2 separate regions of the Homo sapiens genome follow, and region 1 is linked to region 2. A link is a loop called in an ENCODE intact Hi-C map of the cell type or tissue named here. Cell type or tissue: PC-3. All regions are shown on one strand. Links, peaks and the distances in the headings refer to the core of each region. The heading gives the core; the rest is flanking DNA. Region 1 has its middle 14 kb from the start of LINC01618. Region 2 has its middle 23 kb from the start of RASL11B.

What was found. Hi-C counts contacts between places; a loop is a spot of excess contacts. Peaks named below come from ENCODE experiments on the same cell type or tissue, not always from the same donor. Only the 100,000 strongest peaks of a DNase experiment are listed, where the experiment ranks them.
Region 1: it touches region 2 in a loop (4-fold over the local background); 2 of 110 quality-filtered maps call a loop at or near these places.

Annotation. Positions count from the first base shown.
Region 1 is chr4:52,769,728-52,781,793 of GRCh38, forward strand. No RefSeq gene overlaps it. Among named protein-coding and RNA genes, the nearest start is that of LINC01618, 14 kb to the right of the region's middle. In PC-3, for the core only: no CTCF peak of the experiment used is centred there; no DNase peak of the experiment used is centred there; H3K27me3 peaks cover 373 bases.
Region 2 is chr4:52,832,911-52,844,976 of GRCh38, forward strand. No RefSeq gene overlaps it. Among named protein-coding and RNA genes, the nearest start is that of RASL11B, 23 kb to the right of the region's middle. RefSeq lists enhancers at 1-101, 640-1,497, 1,498-2,354. In PC-3, for the core only: no CTCF peak of the experiment used is centred there; a DNase peak (open chromatin) is centred at 5,511; H3K4me3 peaks cover 418 bases.

The DNA of each region.
Region 1 (12,066 bases), core at 1,367-9,366, 63 kb before region 2:
TGGGGATGACATTGAATCTATAGATTATCTTGGGCAGTATGGCCATTTTCACATTATCAATTCTTCCTATCCATGATCATGGAATGTTCTTCCCTTTGTGTCCTCTTTTATTTCCTTGAGCAGTGGTTTGTAGTTCTCCTTGAAGAGGTCCTTCACGTCCCTTGTAAGTTGGATTCCTAGGTATTTTATTCTCTTTGAAGCAATTGTGAATGGGAGTTCACTCATGATTTGGCTCTCTGTCTGTTATTGGTGTATAGGAATGCTTGTAATTTTTGCACATTGATTTTGTATCTTGAGAATCTGCTGAAGTTGCTTATCAGCTTAAGGAGATTTTGGGCTGAGATGATGGGGTTTTCTAAATATACAATCATATCATTTGCAAACAGGGACAATTTGACTTCCTCTTTTCCTAACTGAATACCCTTTATTTCTTTCTCCTGCCTGATTGCCCTGGGCAGAACTTCCAACACTATATTGAATAGGAGTGGTGAGAGAGGACACCCCTGTCTTGTGCCAGTTTTCAAAGGAAATGATTCCAGTTTTTGCCCATTCAGTATGATATTGGCTGTCGGTTTGTCATAAATAGCTCTTATTATTTTGAGATATGTCCCATCAGTATCTAGTTTATTGAGAGATTTTAGCATGAAGCGGTGTTGAATTTTGTCAAAGGCCTTTTCTGCATCTATTGACACAATCATGTGGTTTTTGTCTTTGGTTCTGTTTATATGATGGATTACATATGTTGAACCAGCCTTGCATCCCAGGGATAAAGCCAACCTGATCGTGGTGGATAAGCTTTTTGATGTGCTGCTGGATTCAGTTTGCCAGTATTTTATTGAGGATTTCGGCATCAAAGTTCATCAGGGATACTGGTCTAAAATTCTCTTTTGTGTGTGTGTGTGTCTCTGCCAGGCTTTGGTATCAGGATGATGCTGGCCTCACAAAATGAGTTAGGGAGGATTCCTTCTTTTTCTATTGATTGGAATAGTTTCAGAAAGAATGCTACCAGCTCCTCTTTGTACCTCTGGTAGAATTTGGCTGTGAATCCATCTGGCCTGGACTTTTTTTGGTTGGTAGGCTATTAATTATTGTCTCAATTTCAGAGCCTGTTATTGGTCTATTGAGAGAGTCAACTTCTTCCTGGTTTAGTCTTGGGAGGGTGTTATATGTCCAAGAATTTTTCCATTTCTTCTAGATTTTCTAGTTTATTTGCATAGAAGTGTTTATAGTATTCTCTGATGGTAGTTTGTATTTCTGTGGGATCGGTGGTGATATCCCCTTTAACATTTTTTATTGCATCTATTTGATTCTTCTCTGTTTTCTTCTTTATTAGTCTTGCTAGAGGTCTATCAATTTTATTGATCTTTTCAAATAACCAGCTCCTGGATTCACTGATTTCTTTGAAAGGTTTTTTTGTGTCTCTATCTCCTTCCATTCTGCTCTGATCTTAGTTATTTCTTGCCTTCTGCTAGCTTTTGAAGGTGTTTGCTCTTGCTTCTCTAGTTCTTTTAACTGTGATGTTAGGGTGTCAATTTTAGATCTTTCCTGCTTTCTCTTGTGGGCGTTTAGTGCTATAAATTTCCCTCTACACACTGTTTTAAATGTGTCCCAGAGATTCTGGTATGTTGTTTCTTTGTTCTCATTGGTTTCAAAGAACATCTTTATTTCTGCTTTCATTTTGTTATGTACCCAGTAGTTATTCAGGAGCAGGTTGTTCAGTTTCCATGTGGTTGAGTGGTTTTGAGTGAGTTTCTTAATCCTGAGTTCTAGTTTGATTGCACTGTGGTCTCAGAGACAGTTTGTTATAATTTCTGTTCTTTTACATTTGCTGAGGAGAGCTTTACTTTCAACTATGTTGTCAATTTTGGAATAAGTGTGATGTGGTGCTGAAAAGAATGTATATTCTGTTGATTTGGGGTAGAGAGTTCTGTAGATTTCTATTGGGTCTGCTTGGTGCAGAGCTGAGTTCAATTCCTAGGTATCCTTCTTAACTTTCTGTCTCGTTGACCTGTCTAATGTTGACAGTGGGGTGTTAAAGTCTCCCATTATTATTGTGTGGGAGTCTAAGTCTCTTTGTAGGTCTCTAAGGACTTGCTTTATGAATCTGGGTGCTCCTATGTTGGGTGCATATATATGTAGGATAATTAGCTCTTCTTGTTGAATTGATCCCTTTACCATTATGTAATGGCCTTCTTTGTCTCTTTTGATCTTTGTTGGTTTAACGTCTGTTTTATCAGAGACTAGGATTGCAACCCCTGCTTTTTCCTTGTTTTCTATTTGCTTGGTAGATCTTCCTCCATCCCTTTATTTTGAGCCTATGTGTGTCTCTGCATGTGAGATGGGTCTCCTGAATAGAGCACACTGATGAGTCTTGACTCTTTATCCAATTTGCCAGTCTGTGTCTTTTAATTGGAGCATTTAGCCCATTTACATTTAAGGTTAATATTCATATGTGAATTTGATCCTGTCATTATGATGTTAGCTGGTTGTTTTGCTTGTTAGTTGATGCAGTTTCTTCCTAGCATTGATGGTCTTTACAATTTGGCATGTTTTTGCAGTGGCTGGTACCAGTTGTTCCTTTCCATGTTTAGTGCTTCTGTCAGGAGCTCTTGTAAGGCAGGCCTGGTGGTAACAAAATCTCTCAGCATTTGATTGTCTGTAAAGTATTTTATTTCTCCTTCACTTATGAAGCTTAGTTTGGCTGGATATGAAATTCTGGGTTGAAAATTCTTTTCTTTAAGAATGTTGAATATTGGCCCCCACTCTCTTCTGGCTTGTACTTTCTGCCGAGAGATCCACTTTTAGTCTGGTGGGTTTCCCTTTGTGGGTAACCTGATCGTTCTCTCTGGCTGCCCTTAACATTTTTCCCTTCATTTCAACTTTGGTTTATCTGACAATTATGTGTCTTGGAGTTGCTCTTCTTGAAGTGTATCTGTGTGGCATTCTTTGTATTTCCTGAATTTGAATGTTGGCCTGCCTTGCTAGATTGGGGAAATTCTCCTGGATAATATCCTGCAAAGTGTTTTCCAACTTGGTTCCATTCTCCCCGTCACTTTCAGGTACACCAATCAGACATAGATTTGGTCTTTTCACATAGTCCCATATTTCTTGGAGGCTTTGTTCATTTCTTTTTACTCTTTTTTCTCTAAACTTCTCTTCTCGTTTCATTTCATTCATTTGACCTTCAATCACTATACCCTTTCTTCCACTTGATCGAATCAGCTACTGAAGCTCCTGCGTGCATCACGTAGTTCTCGTGCCATGGTTTTCAGCCCCTTCCAGTCATTTAAGGTCTTCTCTATACAGTTTATTCTAGTTAGCAATTCATCTAATCTTTTTTCAAGGTTTTTAGCTTGTTTGCGATGGGTTCGAACATCCTCCTTTAGCTCGGAGAAGTTTATTATTACCGATTGTCTGAAGCCTTCTTCTCTCAACTCTTCAAATTCATTCTCCGTCCAGCTTTGTTCCGTTGCTGGCGAGGGGCTCCATTCCTTTGGAGGAGAAGAGGAGCTCTGATTTTTAGAATTTTCAGCTTTTCTGCTCTGGTTTCTCCCCATCTTTGTGGTTTTATCTAAGTTTGGTCTTTGATGGTGGTGACGTACAGATGGGGTTTTCGTGTGCATGTCCTTTCTGTTTGTTAGTTTTCCTTCTAACAGTCAGGACCCTCAGCTGCAGGTCTGTTGGAGTTTGCTGGAGGTCCACTCCAGACCCTGTTTGCCTGGGCATCACCAGTAGAGGCTGCAGAACAGCAAATATTGCAGAACGGCAAATGTTGCTGCCTGATCCTTCCTCTGGAAGCTTCGTCTCAGAGGGGCACCCAGCTGTATGAGGTGTCAGTCGGCCCCTACTGGGAGGTGTCTCCCAGTTAGGCTACTCGGGGGTCAGGGACCCACTTGAGGAGGTAGTCTGTCCATTCTCAGATCTCAAACTCCATGCTGGAAGAACCACTTCTCTCTTCAAAGCTGTCAGACAGGGACGTTTAAGTCTGCAGAAGTTTTTGCTGCCTTTTGTTCAGCTATGCCCTGTCCCCAGAGGTGGAGTCTATAGAGGCAGGCACGCCTCCTTGAGCTGTGGTGGGCTCCACCCAGTTTGAGCTTCCCGGCCGCTTTGTTTACCTACTCAAGCCACAGCAATGGTGGACGCCCCTCCCCCAGCCTCACTGCCACCTTGCAGTTCCATCTCAGACTGCTGTGCTAGCAGCGAGCGAGGCTCCATGGGCCTGGGACCCTCCAAGCCAGGCACAGGATATAATCTCCTGGTGTGCTGTTTGCTAAGACCATTGGAAAAGTGCAGTATTAGGGTGGGAGTGTCCCTATTTTCCAGGTACCATCTGTCACAGCTTCCCTTGGCTAGGAAAGGGAATTCCCCGACCCCTTGGGCTTCCCAGGTGAGGTGATGCCCCACCCTGCTTCAGCTCACACTCAGTGGGCTGCACCCACTGTCCGACAAGCCCCAGTGAGATGAACCCCCTACCTCAGTTGGAAATGCAGAAATCACCTGTCTTCTGCGTCACTCACGCTGGGAGCTGCAGACTGGAGGTGTTCCTATTTGGCCATCTTGGAACCTCCCTTAATGTCAGTTTTTTTCTCTTGTCTGATCGTTCTAGCTAGAAATTTCAGTATTATGTTGAATAACAGTGGTGAAAGTGGGCATCCTTGTTGTGTTCCAGATCTTAGAGGAAAGACTTTCAGATTTTCCCCATTCAGCATGATACTAGCTGTGAGTCTGTCATGTATGGCTTTTATTATGTTGAAATATGTTTCTTCTATACCCACCAGCTGAGATTTTTTAAATGTCTTTAATATTTATTGGTTCTGATGGATTTTTGTTTGTTTATTTATTTTTTGCTGTCTAACATCTAAACTACCTTCCTGTTTGAAGAATTTTCTGTTGCATTAGTTAGTCTTGGCCAAAGGCAGTGCCTGTCTTCCATTATAATAGCTGAAATGATCAAACATATGCGTTCCTCTACCTACTAACATCTAGGATCTGGGAAAATGCTATGTGTTCAGTGAAGGAGGGCCTCTTGCCTAGTATTTTAAACCTAGAGCAAATTAGCAAAGAATCAAGGAAGTATAGAGTTTTGTTTTGTTTTTCTATATGTGGCAATGGTCCAAGAAATAGCATCAAGTGTCTAGGGACTGCAATGTCTAGTTATATGATATCCTCTCCAGTTATAGCATCATTTTGTCTTTAGAGTTTTAAAAAACTCATTGCTAAATTCAATGAGCTAAATCTTTTATAGGTGACCCTTGAATAAAATGAGTTTGAACTACCTGGGTACAGTTTTTTCAACCAAACTTGTATTGAAAATACATTATTTGGCTGGGCGCAGTGGCTCACGCCTGTAATCCCAGCACTTTAGGAGGCCAAGGTAGGTGGATCACTTGAGGTCAGGAGTTCGAGACCAGCCTGGCCAACATGGTGAAACCTGTCTCTACTAAAAATGCAAAAATTAGCTGGGTGTGGTGGCAGGCGCCTGTAATCCCAGCTACTCAGGAGGCTCAGATAGGAGAATTGCTTGAACCCAGGAGATGGAGGTTGCAGTGAGCTGAGATTGTGCCACTGCACTCCAGCCTGCACAGAGCGAGACCGGTCTCAAAAACAAAAACAAACAAAAAAGGAAATACATTATTTGTGGGATGTGTAACCTGTGTATATGGAGAACATTTTCTTATATGTGAGTTCAGCAGAGCCCACTGCTGGACCTGAGTATGCAAGAATTTGAGTATATGCAGGAGGTCCTGGAACCAATCCCCACGTATTGGGGTAACTGTATTTTGGCTATTTGCATATATATGCATAAGTGAGATTGGCTGGTAACTCTTTTCTTGCCCTGTGGCTTTTTTCAGTTTTTATAACTGAAATTTCAGTTTTTGTAACTGATTTTGTAAAGTAAGCCAAAATCATTTTCTGTTGCTTGAGCAAAGGAACCCTGGCTGACAAAGTGTTCTCTTCAGATCTTGTTTTTCATGTAATTTGGTAATTCATAATTTTCTATTTGTTTCAAGTAGAATCAAGATTCTGTTTTTTTTTTTAATCTGTAATCTTGACTAGAGGTCACTTGTTTGATTTTGCATGTGTGTGTGTGTGTGTGTTTGTGTGTGTTGCCAATACACTAAGTTCCTAACTTTGTTTTCATTTTTTGGAATTAATTTGTTATAAAAATGTATTCTTGACTTATTCCTGAAGAGCAGATAGATATTCATAGGTGGTTAGCATCATCTCTAGTGGCTTCCAGCTGTCCCATAATTACTCTCTGGGCAAAGATCCTCATCTCAGTGCAGAGAAAGTACCCATGCCCTAGGAGAGTGCCTCTGCGCAGCATCTTCATTAATTCAGAGAGGACTGTGGAGATCTCCTCTGGGAGAAGACTGGGGGTTTCTGTATGGACAAATGTCCCTAATTACCATATGACTCAGGAGAGATTGTCACAGACAGAATTTCACAAAATGGGATTGTTCCCACCCATTCCCTGTTTCCTTCTCCTGCCCTTGTCTTGCCTTTGTCTGGCCACCTTCTCCCCGTTCCCAACTCCAAGTCCTGTCTTGGCTTGCTGATTTTTGGGAATTTGGGATCCAAAGTAGAGAGAATGATGCCCAGGCCAAGACCTAGCTACTTAGGAGACTGAAGCAGGAGGATCCCTTGAGCCCAGGAGTTCAAGTCCAGCCTGGGCAACATGGTAGGACCCATCTCAGAAACAGAGAAAGAGAGAGAAAGGGAGAGAGAGAGAGAAAGGGAGAGAGAGAGAAAGAGAGAGAGAGAGAGAAGAAAGAGAGAACAAGAGAATGGGTATGAATGACAGAGTAAAAAAGAAGGTAGGAAAGAGAAAATAAGGCTTCTGAGAAAGGGAGGAGCATCAGGACTTAGAATAGGACCACCAGGTTCTAAGGCAGTGTTAGAATGCAAGCAATAGGAGCCCTGCTGAGATGATGGGGAATTATTGCTGTGGGATATTAATTGGATTTCTTTACTGTTCTTCCAAAATACAATCAATGACTATAATTACCTTTTAATGACCTGATTTCTTGACTTTTTTCCTTAAATATGCTTAATGTTTAATTCAGCAATATGAGCCCCAGGTTCATTTTTAAGGAGCTGAGCATAGATTGGCTTCTCCTTGGTTGGCACTTTTCATCTTTCATTTGTGCTAGACTTTACAGTGAGGCTCAAGAACTCCATGTACTATGCATTGAGTATTGTTGAAAAAATCTTCTTGTTGTTATTGTTATTGAGATAGGGTCTTGCTTTGTTCCCTAGGCTGGAGTGCAATGGTAAGATCACAGGTCACTGCAGCCTCAACTTCCTGCGCTCAAGCAATCCTCCCACCTTGCTCTCCCAAAGTGCTAGGATTACAGGCATGAGCCACCATGCCAGGCTGTTCAGTAATTCTTGAAATATATTTTATCAGAGGTCATGGAGATCTTCAGAACTTGTATTTCATTGTGGCATTGTTTCCTAACTACCCCCAATATCCTTTTCCCCTTTCTTCCTTACTAATAAAATTCCCAATGTTTAGGTTGTATCAGTGATGCAGAATAAGGATTACATTTTCTAGCTTCCCTTACAGCTAGGTGTAGGCACATGAGTAAGTTTCAGCAATGGGATCTACGTGGAAGTTGTATGTGGTCCTTCCAGGAAATGTCTTTCAAAGGAGTATCCACCCTTCTTTAGGTCTTCCCATCTTTCTGTTGGTTGAAATGTAGGCATAGTGTTTGGAGCTGAGCAGCAAACTTGGACCACAGAGTAAAGAGCCAAATTTTGAGGATGGTGGAAGAACAAAACACAAGAATTCTGAATACTTAATAATTGTGGAGTCACCCTATCAGCTGGGCCTGTTTTCCTATGGCCTTTTTACATGTATAAGAAAAGAAATTTTTGTCTTTTAAACCACTGTTTCTTGGGTCTTCTGTTATATGCAGCCAAATCTAGCTCTAAATTATATATATCAGGTATGCAACCATATATTTTTTGATATGACAAAAAAGCACACTTCATTTCTGTTTGTTTGTTATGTATATTGCCTAGTCCTTGGAAATCCCAAAGAATGTGGCATCACAGTTGCAGACTGAATAACTGGAGAACTATTTAAGAGTATAAATGCAGCCTAACCAACATGGAGAAACCCCGTCTCTACTAAAAATACAAAAAATTAGCCAGGCATGGTGGTGCATGCTTGTAATCTCAGCTACTCAGGAGGCTGAGGCAGGAGAATTGCTTGAACCTGGGAGGCAGAGGTTGCGATAAGCCGAGATTGCCCCATTGCACTCCAGCCCGGGCAAAAAGAGTGAAACTCCGTCTCAAAAAAAAGAAAAAAGAAAAAAAAAGAGTATAAGTGGCAAAGTATGCAAGATGATTATTGTTAACACTGATGGGGGCCTAACCAACAGCAGGAGCGTCCATTCTTCTGATAGAAACTTGATATTTTTCAGATATTCACCCACCCCTGTCAACACAGTGCAGGGAAAGCTGACTGTGTTAGTCTGTACTTGCATTGCTATAAAGAAATATCTGAGACTGGATAATTTATAAGAAAAGAGGTAGAGGTTAACCTGCAGAGGCTGTACAGGTAGCATAGCACTGACATCTGCTTCTGGGGGAGACCTCAGAATGCTTTTACTTATGGCAGAGGGTGAAGTGGGAGCAGGCACAACACATGGCTAGAACAGGTCAAGAGAGAGTGAGAGCAGAGGTGCCACACATTTTTTTTTGTTTTTTTGAGATGGAGTTTCGCTCTTGTTGCCCAAACTGGAGTGCAATGGCGCGATCTCGGCTCACTGCAACCTCTGCCTCCTGGGTTCAAGTGATTCTCCTGCCACAACATCCCGAGCTAACTTTTTGTATTTTTAGTAGACACAAGGTTTCACCATGTTAGCCAGGCTGGTCTCGAACTCCTGACCTCAGGTGATCCGCCCACCTTGGCCTCCCAAAGTGCTGGAATTACAGGTGTGAGCCACCACGCCTGGCCGCCACACACTTTTAATGACCAGATCTCGTGAGACTCACTATTGTGAAGACAGCACCAAGCCATGAGGGATCTGCCCCCATGACCCAAACACCTCCCACCAGGCCTCCCACCTCCAGCATTGGGGATTACAATTCAACGTGAGATCTGGGCAGGGACAAGTGTCCAAACTACGTTATTCACCTCTTCCCAGCTCTTGGGATGATCTAAGTGTTATCTCACATTTCTGGCAAGAATTTGGTACATGAATGGCTACATGACCCAAGGTGGGCTACTTAGACTCAAGAAGCAGTTTTCTGGACCTTCTAGGAAAGTTACTTCTCACTTCCTTGGAAAGTTTCTGAAAGCGACCCTTTCTCCCTTTGCTTGGCTATTGCTGTTCAGATCCAAGGCCCGACACTGCTGTAACCATCAGCACATGCTTGAAGATGATGCTGACACAGAGGACAGCAAAGCCAGTCAAGTCACAAGCACATGGAGTCATAGGCACTGGATTTAATACTTTTGAAGCAGGTTCTACTTCAGGACTTTCAGTGAGGTAAATCGATCAATTTCCAGGTAAGTGATATTGAATTGGATTCTCTACTACTTGCAGTAAAAAATATTCTAAGCTGATATGACCATATGGTGGAAACAAGCCCTCAACTTGGAGCTGAATACTTGGATTCTGCTCCCAGCCCCACCACCAAGTGGCATGTGCCCATAAGCAAGTCACTCCACCTCTCTGGGCCTTACCTTCCTTATCAGAAAAGGTGAAGCTTTGGGGCTAGATCAGTGATTCTCAATCATGGGTAGTTCTATTCCCATAAGATATTTGGAAAAATATGGGACATTTTTCATTTTGACAATAATTGTAGACACTACTGACATTTAGTGGACAGGAGACAGCAATGCAGAATTTCTTCAATGCTTGGAATGATTGCATATGATGAGAATTTCTCACACCTGACATGCCTCTTGAAACACTGCATTAGATGTTCCTTTTATCTCTTTCTTCCTTATGAATCTGGGGGGTCATTTATTAATCTCTCTTGATTTGCTCTCTTGCTTTTCTCAATCTTTTGGCCTCTATTTGGCTGTCTAAATAGAAGCTATAGAACAGGGTTTCCTAGTTGTGGTCCCTAGGATAATATGCAACAGAATTACCCTGGAGAATTGCTAAGAATTCAGATTCCTGGGCCCAATCTGAAACCTACTGAATCAGCATCAAGATCCCCAGGTTGGGGCACAGTGGGATATGCCTATAGTCCAAGCTACTTGGAAGGCTGAGTGAGGAGGATCTCTTGAGCCCAGGAGTTCAAGTCCAGCCTGGGTAATATAATGAGACCTTGTCCCTAAAAAAAACCAAAAACCAAAACAATGTCCCTAGGTTACCTTTATGCAAGCTATAATTCACTTTACATTTTGTCTACCTAGGCCACAATGCCAACACTGTAAGTTTTTTTTAAAATAAAAGTCACTTACAACATTTAAAAAAATAAAGTATTATTCATCTTGGTAGTATTCGAGTTCCTTACATAAATTATTTTACTTAGCCTCACAGCAACTTCATTTAAATAAGCTACTATCCCCATTTTACAGAAAAGAAGAACTAAAGAACTAAAATTCGTGTCTTCATTTCATAGGTTAAGGAAAGAACTGCTACATCTTTACAAGCTAGCAAATGTTAAGGGCTGGGACTTGAGCCCAGATTTGCTTCAGCCCAAAGCCTGACTCACGCCATTACACTCTGCCAGCCCATGCTGTTCCTTGTCTTTGATAGTGTCTAACAAAGACACACACTGGAGAAATGCCCCAGCTACTATTTGCAGCCACACTGTTCACACAAATGATGTACATTAAAAATATATGTGACATATGTTATTCAATATACTGTTTATGAATAAAATTCAGTTAATAAAATAACATGTACAGTATGATGCCATTTATTAGCTATATTCCAAAATGTTAACAGTAGGAGGGACTATAGAATATGTATTTTTAATGTACTGACATAACTCAAGCATGGCAGAGATGGCTGGCTGAAACTCATGTTTCCCTCTTCCTTAGTTTGGAGTTATCACTTGGACACAGATGTCCAATCAGGGACTACATTTCCCAGCCTCCTTTGCATTCAGATCAGAACATATGGCTAATTCTCACCAATGCAATGTGAGCAAAAGTGATGTATTACTTCCGGGGTGGGGCTTTTTTATGCTTCCCTCCACCCTCTGTTAGCTGGGTGCAGAGGATTCCAAGGAAACAGAAGCTATTAGACCCTCAACTTGAAAAGATCCTAGGTTCCTAAATGACAATGTGGAGGAACAGCCACTGTCTGAACTCAACTGTTCAATTACAGAACTGAACTGTTCAGTTTGGTTACCCACCTGAACTGTTACATGAGCAAGAAATAAACTGTTACCTGAACTATTACATGAGCAAGAAATAGACTGTTGTGCTATGTCATGGAAATTTGGGGGTTATTTGTTATAGCAGCTAACGTTACCCTACCTAATATGAGTAATACATACTGACAATTACACTTTTAATTTTCTTCTTTTTATACATGTGTGATTTTAAAAATAATGATAAACAACATTTTTGGGATTCAAAGTTGTAGTTACAGCAAGGAGTCTCCTTACTGGTTTTTAACTCTCAAAACTCGCATCGTTTAATGAAAACTAGAGGGATCTATGAAGGAAGGAATAAAAAAGGCTGGCAGATTGACTAGCTGCCTCTCAACATTTCTTTTTACATGAAAGCTGACCATGCATAGAAAGCCATCTAAATATCCTTCAGTTATTACTGCACCAGAGGGACAAATCAGTGTCAAAAATTTGGGAACTTGTTACCCAAAATTTTGCTTTTTCTTGAGTTGAATGGCATTCTTCACATAATAAGTACGTGTGAACATGGGTCGACAGATTGCAAAGTGCTCTTAAGGGCATAAAGAAGAATGAATAAAAGATTTTCCTGTCCTCTGTCATGGTACCTTGCATGGATGAAGCTTAATGTAATACCTAATTAGCTACAAAAGAATCACAGGCCTGTAATCCCAGCACTTTGGGAGGCCCAGGCGGGCAGATCACGAGGTCAGGAGATCGAGACCATCCTGGCTAACA
Region 2 (12,066 bases), core at 1,247-9,246:
AACAGGTACTGCCTTGATGGGAAATCACATTCCCTTCTGCACCCACGCTAGGGCAGCCTGCAGCCAGTGATGGAAAGATACCGGAACACAAAAGGCCGCTTCCTTCACCTTAAGGGGAAGGGGGAGAATTCTGCAGTGTTATGTGAATATTCCAGAGTCCCTGTGGATCAGACCTAAGACCACATCTTGTTTGGCTTTTTTCCCATTCACTCCTTGATTCCTTCCTTCACTCTTTTTCATCTGAGAGCTCTCCCTCAAAACTAAATCAGGGCTGGGTATGGTGATTCATGCCTGTAACCCCAGCACTTTGGGAGGCTGAGACAGGCAGATCACCTGAGGTCAGGAGTTTGAAACCAGCCTGGCAAACATGGTGAAACCCCGTCTCTACTAAAAATACAAAAAAAAAAAAATTAGCCTGGCATGGTGGCAGGCGCCTCTAGTCCCAGCTACTTGGGAGGCTGAGGCAGGAGAATCACCTGAATCCAGAGGCGGGGGTTGCAGTGAGCTGAGATTGTGCCATAGCACTCCAGCCTGGGCGACAAGAGTGAAACTCTGTCTCAAAAAACAAAAACAAAAACAAGAACAAAACAAACAAACAAACACCCTAAAAACTAAATCAGCTGCCCTGAATCCCTGTCTCAGGCTCTGTTTCTAAGACATTTCTGTTATTCTTTTCTTCTTAGTGATCACCTAACAAACTATATATTTAACTTTATCCATCTCTATCACTGCAATGCCACTCTGTGAGGACAGTCACTTTGCTTTGTTCACTGACGCATCCTCAGTACCTAGCACAGTACCTGGTACATAGTAGATGCTCAGTAAATATATGTGGAAAGAAGGAATGAGTCCTTATATCCCTGTGAATCTTGGAACTTACAAAAATCCTGCTCTTGTTAATCAGGCGGGGGGCCTGGACTCTTAATTCTGTTGCCCACACACTCTTCCCACTTTCTCATGCATTTTCTCTGGCCTATTAAGGTGGCTTTGGATTGCAGTGGTCTACTCTGCCCTATCTTGGGTGACTTCCCAGTAACCTATATCACTTGCTTGTTTGTCCAAAGGCACCTGTCAGCTCCTCTTTGGACTACTTTCCTCATTCAATCTGCCCATCCACTCCCAGTAAAATAACAAGGTAAGCAAGAGAAATCTATTCATCAGCATCCAGGTGTGGTATGAAAACTAGGTAGATGAGGAAAGGTAAGAGGTAGAAGACAGCCAGTGGCTGTTCTTCACAGTTGGAGTGAGAGATCAGAATGTGTGATAGAGATGGGAATGACCACAGACAAGGGGAGAAGCTCCCTTTTTGGTGTGGGGGTGGATTGGGTATAACCCTGCTAAAGCAAGCTGAGAGCCACTGCCTGACTCATGTTAAAAGTGAATTTTGGCATAATTACAAGAGGATATCTTAGCACTGTGCTCCAGCCAAGCTGTGCTGCTATTACCTAGGAGTGATTAAAGGTCTAGAGACGTGAAATCAGGCAATCCAGGCGGGGCTCAAATCTTGGAGGTTCTGCACTCTTGACTAGTCAGCGACCTCAGTGCTTCCCTGGGCTGTTCTGGTGAGTAGTATTCATTGGTTTCAATAACAGCAAATGCTTCCTGCTGCTCTTTATGTGATAGGCCATATTCTGAGTGCTTGCTAAGTACTAACTTATTGATCCTTCTGATAACCCTGTGAGCCACATACCCGTATGTCTTATTATTATACACACTTGTCAAAGAGGAAGCAATGGAAGTACAGAGAGCTCAAGCAACTTGTCCAAGACTGCAGTCAGTGGTGGAACTGGGATTTGAACCCAGTTTTCTCACTCCACTGCTTGTGCTTAACTGAAGCAAAAGGAAATGCATTGAAGGATATTCGGTGCTTGCAGAATTAATGGGAAGCCAGTGTCAGGCCTCTGAGCCCAAGCTAAGCCATCATATCCCCTGTGACCTGCACGTACACATCCAGGTGGCTGGTTCCTGCCTTAACTGATGACATTCCATCACAAAAGAAATGAAAATGGCCTGTTCCTGCCTTAACTGATGGCATTATCTTGTGAAATTCCTTCTCCTGGCTCATCCTGTCTCAAAAGCTCCCCTGCTGAGCACCCCACTCCTGCCTGCCAGAGAACAACCCTCCTTTTTCCTTTACCTACCCAAATCCTATAAAACGGCCCCACCCCTATCTCCCTTCACTTTTCGGACTCAGCCCACCTGCACCCAGGTGAAATAAACAGCTTTATTGCTCGCACAAAGCCTGTTTGGTGGTCTCTTCACACGGACGCGAGTGAAAGCCAGGAGGACCAGCTCCAAAATAGGCAGGTGTGAAGGTATTCTAGAGAACTAGGAGGCAAGATCAATAAGGAAAAGTCTTTAACAGAAAAAGTCTCATCAGGATGAATAAGCCCCAGCCATTCTTACTCTGCTGAAATTCTAACAGGAAAGGGTGGGCTTGGTCTAGCTCAGGTCATGCACCTCCTCTTTGGATCAAATGAAGAAAATAACTCCTTTAATGGGTACAAAAAATAGTTAGAATGAATGAATAAGGCCTAGTATTTGATAGCACAACAGGGTGACTATAGACAATGATAATTTAATTTTACATTTAAAAATAACTAAGAGAGGCTGGGCATAGTGGCTCAAGCCTATAATCCTAGCACTTTGGGAGGCCGAGGTGGGCAGATCACCTGATGTCAGGAGTTCAAGACCAGCCTGGCCAACATATTGAAATCCTGTCTCTACTCAAAATATAAAAATTAGCTGGCTGTGGTGGCACGTGCTTGTAATCCCAGCTACCCAGGAGGCTGAGGCAGCAGAATCGCTGGAACCCGAGAGGCAGAGGCTGGAGTGAGCCAAGATCACGCCACTGCACTCCAGCCTGGGTGACAAAGTAGGATTCCATCTCAATAAAATAAAATAAAATAAAATAAATAAAATAAAATAAAATAAAATAAAATAAAATAAAATAAAATAAAATAAAATAAATAAAATAAAATAAAATACTAAAATAATATAATTGGATTGCATTCAAAGGATAAATCCTTGAGGGGATGGATACCCCATTCTCCATGATTATTTCACATTGCATGCCTGTTTCAAAACATCTCATGTACCCCACAAATACATACACCTACTCTGTACCCACAAAAATTAAAAATAAAAATTATATATATGAAAAGAAAATAACACCATATTTTTTAATCTGTTGCTACATAACAAATTACTCCAAAACTCGGCAACCTAAGAAAACAACAAACACTTATTATCTCACACAGTTTGTGTGTGGGAATGCAGGAGTGGCTTTGCCAGGGAATTTTGGATTGGGGGCCCTCATGAGGTGGTAGTCAAACTGTCAGTGGGTGGCTGCAGCCATCTGAGAGCTGGACTGGGGGCAGAAGTTCTGCTTCATAGGTGTCTCCCTCACATGGCTAGCAAGCTGGCGCTGGCTGTTGGCAGGAGGCCTCAGTTTCTCAGCGCTTGGGCCTCTCTGTGGGACTTCTTGAGTTCCCCATAACACAGCAGCTAGTTCCCAGGGTGAGTGATCCAAAAGAGCAAGGTGGATGCAACCTTGTCTTTTATGACATATACCACTCTTTCTACAATCTCTTTTTGATTACACAGATCAGCCCCATTCATTGTGGGTGGGGACTGTCAAGAGCGTGAATATCAGAAAGTGAAGTTCAGTGGCCATCTTAGAAACCAGTTACTACTTTCCTCAAAAAGAATCCAGAGCATGGTTAGGAATGGGGAGCAGATGTTACAAAACCAAAACAAAATCACACACAGACACACACATGCACGCACGCGCGTGCGCACATACACACACACACAGAGATATCTTCTAGTTTCCTGCAAGTGAAATGGGAAAATAATAGTATCTACTTTACATGGTTGTCCAGAGAATTGGTGGATTAGCTGGCTACATGGCACATTGTCAGCAATAAACAGATGTTAGTTATTATTGTTGTGGTTGTTCGTTAGGGTCATCAACTTGTTAGTCACCTTCTGGTTTAATAAAACTCTTTCCGTCAAGTTTCAATGGTGCTTTTGCCCTAACTGGCATTTGCTTTATTCACTTCTCACTGATTTCTGATCACACAGCTCTCAGCATCCACTGCAACTGTGGTTTCTAGGTCATTCCATTCCTTGCACAACCTTTGCTCCTCTTTTCCTGAAATGTATAAGCTCCTCCATGCTGCCTTTTCTTTTCTCAATTTGAATATTTATCTCTACACAATTTCTCATCTTATCCTTCATTCTTTCTTCCTGTGACCAAATGGCTTAAATTCTCACCTGGAAATTCTATCTGTGCCCCAGTGTTAACAGGTCTTAAAAAGGAAAAACTCTAAAATTCTTCACTGCCATTTTAAGCAGATATAGAATGTGGGCTTACCCATGCAAAGAGTAATACTTTTTACTATAATCTCTAACATTAAAGCATCATTTTACAGTTTATAAAATGTGATAGTTATTGAGTAGTATTAAGTACCAGTAACTCCTGGTAATGGAGTTACATCTATTTACATTCTAAGATCTTTTGCTGAAGTTGAATGCAGTTGAGCTCTCAGGAGTGCCATCCCAGGGGCTGGGTGATCTAGTCCTTTCAGAGCTTGTGGTGAGTCTAAGTGCTACTTCCACTATATCTAAAATCCCACAAGCCTACTCTAAGAATCAATTGTTTGCAAGATGGACAGTACACAACAATTCATTCACTCAGTTATTTGTAACCAACATTGTAAATGAAGCCACCAAGGACCTCTTACTGTGCTAGATGCTGGGGATATAACAAGGAATAAAGCTGACTCCATCCCTGTCCTCATGGAGCTGAGTTTGCAGGGCTAGGGCAAGGGGAAGAAGACATTCAACTAATAATGGCACAAATATTTTGTTTTGCGGTTTAGTTCTGGTTGTTGCAGAGGGAAAAGCAGCAGATGCTGGGAGAGTATTCTACAGAATCTCCAACTCACTTACTCTGTCTCACTTGCCCCAACTTGCCCATGCCCTGGCTGTTTCCCAGGCTCCATGACAGCGCAATTCCTGCTTGGTTCAGCCAGGCAGAGGCACTGACTGGAGGCAGTCTGACTGGAGACTGGAGGACAGGGCAGAAGGAGAAAAGCCAAGATGCTTCTGTTCCCTTTTCTTACTTGTGTTGGATGGTGTCCTCCCCATTGCTCCCCAGCAGCCCCAGCTGCTGGTGAGGTGGCTGTCCTTTGGTTGTGGTTTCTTTCTGGGACTCCTGCCTTGGCTCTGATTACACCATCTCCTCGCTTTGTCCCTTAAGCTGTGGGGTAGCCGCAGCTTCCTTCTGTTGCCTATTTCAGGTGGTCTCATCATCCCATTTGGCTGCTTGTCTCTTCCCTCACCAGTGTGACAAATTCCCTTGAATCAATTCCCTGTTTTAAATACAGAGTGGTTTCTGTTTTCCTAGTGGGACTAGACTGATATAATTGCTCTCTGTATTTTTTAACCCCAATGACTGCATTCGCTGCAATGTCTGTTCCTGTCGTGGAGCTGGGCTGTGGCTTTCTCACAGACATTGCCTGTCTTAGGTCATGGCAAAAGAATGTGGCCCAGGGCTGCAGGCAGTAATGGCTAATAGCACTGAGCAGAAAGAACTCAGGTGGGATCGGAGCAGCACTAGTTTTATTAATTTTTCCACCTTTGAGATGAGAAACCTATCCTAAAACCTCAAGTCTCCTGATTCTCAGCCCATTTCCTTTTGGAACCCACCCATTACCTCCACAGTCCCACCCATTGCCCGAGCCCATGGGATCATTCCACACCTACTCCCAGTTTCATCTGGCTTCATGGCCACCATGCAGAAATTATTTGTCTGCCCACCCCGTAACTTCCACCCTGAAAGTACTGAGGTTTCTGAAGTGCCCTGGGGCAGGTGAGAAGGGGTGGGGGCAGAGGTGAGGGGACAAAAGATGGGCTGTTATTTAAGCAGAACAGAGGTCTCAAGTCCAGGGGATCAGCTAGCAGCATGATCAGAAAGCAAATTGGGACTGGAGATCAAAGGGCGTGAAGCAGGGGCAGGAGTGGAGAGACATGTCTGGAGCTGTGTCCTCCAGCTGCGGTTCTCCTCTGTCTTCAAGCCCAAACCCTCCCAGGCAACTGCCCATTGTGCCAAGCAGTGGCAGCAGGTTTCAATCTAGTAATCTCTTTTCTTGGTCTGGAATTGCTTCTGGAGCCCAAGGGAGGATAAGGACCAGTCAGCATTTTCTACCAGATACAAATGTTTCTCTCATTTACCTCTTTGTGCAGAAAGCCTGACCTCCTCAGAAATGTCAGCCAGAAAAATCCACACTCTTCATAATCCTACAATTTCCCACTAATCAGATGTCTAGACAAGAACGGTCTCTGCCCCCTTTCCTGTTTGCAAATCTGCCTCGACAAGTTGTATCCTCCTGACAATACCGTTAAAATGTTCTTTATTTGCTCCGTGGGCCTTCTGAGACTTGGTTGCTGGAAATGCTATCAGTTCCTGGACCAATGCAATTCTCTTGAAATCGCGCTTTGATATTCCTCTGGTTAAATTTCATTCTCATGAGAGGAGCTCTGTTAACAAGGCAATTAGTACAGCTTTGAATATAAGTAGAGTACTGTGGTGTTTGCTGCCAGATGGCCCATGAGCCAAACTTGATTCAGGGTTACCGTGACTTTGGAGAGAAAGCTATTCTCACTGTAGCTTGAACTCATTTAGAGAACACAACGTGCTTCTTTAATTTGGTAAGAAAACTGTGGTGACCGGTTTCAATTTCTATCCATCCATTAGAGATCTGGAGAAGCTATCATTTGATTTCTCCTCCTTGGTATGCTACCCATATCTAACAAGGATAGCAAAATCACATAATGGAGGCTTAAAGCTAATTTATATAGAGTACATTGTTTAAAACTTAGCAATAAGATAATGAGGATCAAAGGCTGTCGGAGAATGAAATTCCCAGCTTCTTCATCAAGTAGCTGGGGAACAGGGCACTGGGTTAAGGGATGGACCACCCTCACCTTCCCACAAAATCCCACCCAAACCACTTCTTACTTGGCATCACTGGGGACCACACTGGCAATCACTGAGCCAGGGATGGTGCCACCCTCAGGGTCGAGGGTGGCTGCAAGTACTCCCTTCCACATTGAGAAAAAATAGTGACTTCATTCTTTAAAAGCAGTACATGCATATGGTATTGGATTTTTGGAACCTCTCTACTTCGGTTCAGATGCTAGAAGTATAAGCTCTGCACCTCAGTTTTCTCATCTACAGAATGGTCATCCTAATAGTTCCTACCTCTTAGGTGTGTTGAGGATTAAATGAGTCTATAAATGTGAAGTTATTAATGTGAAGCAATACCGGGTATGTAATATGTGCTAAACCAGTGTTAGCTATAATAAAGATATTTTTTAAGTTTTAAAATTCAAACATTATAAATGGGTATCCAGTGAAAAGTAAATGTTCTTTTTACCTCTGATCTACAGGCCCCTCATTTTCCTCCCCAAAAACAACCACTGTCACCAGTTTATTATGTATCACTCTAGAGATATTCAAAGTATATTTATTTATAGATATAGCTACTGAAATAGATAAACAAATGGAGAAAAAAGATAGATACAGATAACTCCCAATTTAAAACAACAACAGTAAATATTATACCCTGGCCTGCATTTTAAAAAATTTACATTGAAAAAAATGTGCTGTAAATAAAACATATTTACAATAAAAAGATTGTTCCTTATCAGTCCCTACAGATTCAGCCAATCTTCTCACCAGCTGTACAACACCCCCTTCATCTGGATGTGCACGTGGAGTGATTCATTTAGCCAGACCCCTGCCGATGGGCAATTAGGGGGTTTTTCACTCCCTTTCCTTTGATCACTCTGGCCCTTCCCCCTTCCTTTCCTTCATTGCAGCTAAGTGGGAGAGGCCTTCATGAGTCTCTTCATGAGGGCGTTGATACAGATCCTCGTGTCTTCTAAAATGATCAGGGCCAAAGTTATTTACAGAAGTGACCGGGCAGCTTCTAGCAGAGGGTTCAATTTCCAGCCTACTGCCCGTACTATCCATAAGAGAGGAATTCAGAGCACCTGGGTCTTGCCAGACTTACAAAAGTTTATCAAGTTTTAAAATGTCTTTAAAATATCTTCAGATTATTTTTCAGAAGCCATGTCACGAAGATATAGAATCGATGTGTATATAATTGTAAATTACATACAGATTATAATCTGCAGGTGTATTTGCATACCGACCTTGTTTTTCCAGTCTTTGGGAAGTCAAAGAACAAGTCATTATACTTGCACAGCCACTTATCTCAGTTTTTGATTTTTTTAAGTTGCTTTAAAAGAGCACTTAATTTTAGTACTGCAATAATGATGGCTCTGGAAAATAGTCTCCCTCCACACCCAACAGGCTTTGAAATACAGGAATTTCAGGTATAAATAACAATTGGCATGTTACAGTATTGTCCAAAGATTCAATAACAAGTCATGAAAAAAAAATGTTATGTCTCGATTTCTTTCTAGAACAGGAAACATCTTTTTTTTTTTTCTGAAAGCTAAGCCCTGAAGCAAAATTTTGAATGTTGGTAAATTTGTCTGAAATAATCAAAAGGTCATCTGGGAGGTAGCTCTGTAACAATCAAAGGTCAAGGTTTTTGGCCAGATGGGTCTGCATCTGAACCCCAGCTGGCTGGGCTGCTCCATCATTTTTTATGTGGAACCTGGGCTATGGGAGCCCCAGAAACCTCAGCGACCTCATTTTTGAAATGGGACTAAGGTCTACCATGAAGATCAAGTGAGGACTGAAAAGCACTGTGAATGGGCCTGGCCCGTAACAACATCCTGTGTTCATCACTCAAAGTACCTGACGTTACTCTGTTTCTAAGCCCTTGGAAGCACGTGGATGAGAGAAAAGAGACTGGCTGCCTTGCTTGTTTCCTTTTTAATTCTGTCTTAGTAGAATGGGAGTGAGGGAGCCAGTCCCCGACCTCACAAAGGGCCAGTGTCTGTGGGCTCGGTGATGTCTGGCAGGCCCATTAGTCTGAAATGGGACCCTGCCAAGTTTTCATATGGTTTTCATATCACCAGGCTTGTTTTGACTTCTGCGAGCTTTCTTGCCACAATCCCTCTAGAAGCAAGGAAGTGCAGGTGATATGAAGCAAGGCTGCCTGCGCAGAGGCAACCAACGGTACAAAGACAGAAACACCTCCAGGGCCTTGCGGAATCCCTGAGAACTGTCTTCCCCAGTGACTGTCTTCCCCACTGACTGTCTCCTCACTCCCCTTCCAAGTCTCCCAGCCTCTGGCATGCGTCGGCCTCTGAAGGACTCTGTCCGGTCTGCTCTTTCTTCCCAGAGGAGGATGGGCAGTAGAATTGGCAGACGAACAAAAGCCATTAGCAGCGTCTGGTCTGGCGGAGGCACAGCATTTGGGGCAGTCCTGGGCTCCACCGGTCCGACGTGGGCTGGGCTGTCCATCAGCTGCCTTTTGACAATTGCACCCCAGGTCCCTTCCAGCTTGGGCAACTGGTTGTCCAGAAATAAAGTTGGGTTAAATTAGGCTCTTCCTAGGTGCTATGTAAATGGAGTGGGCTCTTGATGTCGCTTGTGGGTCCTTTGTGGCAACAATAATAATGATAATAACTAATTCACAAATATTTATTGAGCTCCAACTATATGCCTGGCATTGTACAAGTCCTGAACAAAACAAATAAAAACAGCCAAGGCTTGCTGTATTGACACTGTTGCAAAGAACTTTTCAGGTATTATTTTAATTAATCTGCTCATTATCCTTGTGAAATGGGTATTGCAATTACTCTTCTTCTTCAGATGAGGAAACTGAGTCTCAGAAAGATTAAGCAACTTGCCCCAAATAACATCACTAGAAAGGGGGCCACAGGTAAGGTGGTGGGCAGGAAAATGAAGCCAGGACCCTGACAACATTGTGCAGCTTTTGTGACTGTCTACCAGGGGCAGCCTGCAGCCTGAGAGTGCTCCTCTAAGACTTCGGTTCCAAGCTGCTGCATCTAACCTTAACTGATGCACTGTAAAGACCTTTCCAGCTGGGAAATCCTGACTCTGTAAACACAATGTCCTGCTTGCCTCTCAGCCCTTTGTGCTCTAACCTTTACAGCTTTCACTTCCGCCTCAAACTGGGGGCTTTCTCCAGGCTAAACAAAGGAGAGGGGTTCTCAGCCCCAGAGCAGGAGAGCCAGGCTTCCCTGCTCTTGCGACCACTAACTACTAAGTCTTCCTCTTGTTTTGAGACTAAGCTGCCATTCCCACCACACCCCCTCCTTCCAACCCTCCTCCCCCAAGGCCCTGTCTTGCTTCTCTGTCTGCTGCTGAGTTCCTCTTGAACATGGCTCCAGCTTGGAGTTTGCTAATAGGGATAGGAGGGAAGGAGAGAGGTTTGGAAACTCTGGGGGATCCTATTGTCTGCTACATGGAGAAAAGCTTCCAATGAATGGCTCAAACCGGTCAGTTTTGTGGGAGATGGGAGGATAACACTTTTGCGTTTTCAGGCCTTAGGTCTGTTATCTAAATTCAAGGAAGTGGGAGAGCATAATCTCTTTGACCTTCATTTTCTACTCCAGACACTGCATCTTTATCATAATCCAGATGTGACTAAAGCTGCATCTCCTCCTTAATCTCAGTTTCAAACATCCCTCATGCCCCACATCTTCTACTCCCCTAGCTGGCTTCCTCTAGTTGCTCAACAGAAACCATTCTTTGGCCCTAGTGGGTAGAAGGTCCCATTAAGTTTACTGCCCTCATCTCCCTCCTTTCCTCATTTCTCCAGCTGAGTGTCCACTATCCATGTCTAGAGTCACTTCTTTGCAAAGACCCTCAGCCTCTTTACCTCTCTCTCTTCGTTTATTATCCTGGCAGAACACAATCTAGTCAAATCCTATTCTGTGCCTGCATGCAGGCCAAATGACAAGACCTGAGAAAAATACTCAGCCATGCTGGCTAGTCTCATTTTATGTTCCTGACCACCAATCTCAAGTCGGTCTTGAGTTTGCCCAATAATCCTACCATGTATCCCTCGTTTATTTACGTCCTTCTACCCCACCCTGTGACTGTTTCACACTTTTTCCTCCTTCCTCAACTCCACAACACCTCCTTCCCCATCACCATCTCAGCTGCTGCCCTTGCTTTCTGCTTCACTGAGAGGATGAAACAGTCAGGGGAGAACTTCCGCACTCTCTCCCCATTCGCATCCACCCTCCTTCCGGCTTCAGCATCCACATTCTGACTTCCTCCTGAAAGGGGCAGTGCCAGGGGCAGTGCCAGCTGCATCAGAGCTAAATGTTTTCCTGAAACTGTCAACAAACTTCCACTTCCTCTATTTCATTGGCCAGGACTGTGTTATAATTGTCCTCACTATGATAGAGATTGGGAAATGAGAATTTACCTTTCTTTGCTTCTGTAACAGAATCTGTAAAGGCCCAGGAGTTGGGATTGGCTGTTGGATTAGACAGGTAATCCTGTCTGCCACAAATAGTCTTATTCCCTAAGACTCATTCATGGCAGCAAGGTGGTTTCCTGTATTTAGTACATTCTTTCTCCTGAAGGTTCCCTGCCTCATCAAAGTGTGGGGCCCTCACAGGCACTGTTGTCCTAAGTGAGGGAATGTTTTTCAGCTAAGCTAAGAAGGAGATAGCTATTCCAAGCCTTTTGACTTCCTAACTCTAAGTCTTAACCTTAATCAACACTTTATTAAATTGATCAGACTCAATTCACAACCAAAACATGAGTGTGTGGTTTATGTTTATATTCCTTTCTTCAGGATGTGTAGATAGTTTCTTTTCACTCCCTCAACTACTCATTTATGATGGGAATTGAGATTGGTTTCTAAAAAAACAGAGGCAATGAAACTATACACTAAGCAATGATAAAAGAACAAAGGCTTAGCTAAAGGCCTAGCAATGAAGGTGTGAACGAGTCATACCAGAATATTCAAGATGAGGAATATGGATCCAGTTAAGCATCACTCTTAGGTCTGAGATTCCTGGGAATTGTAATGAATAGTGCATGGTTGTCTTGTAGAATGAAAGGATGGTTTTATGAAGCATCGGCTTGGTTCATAA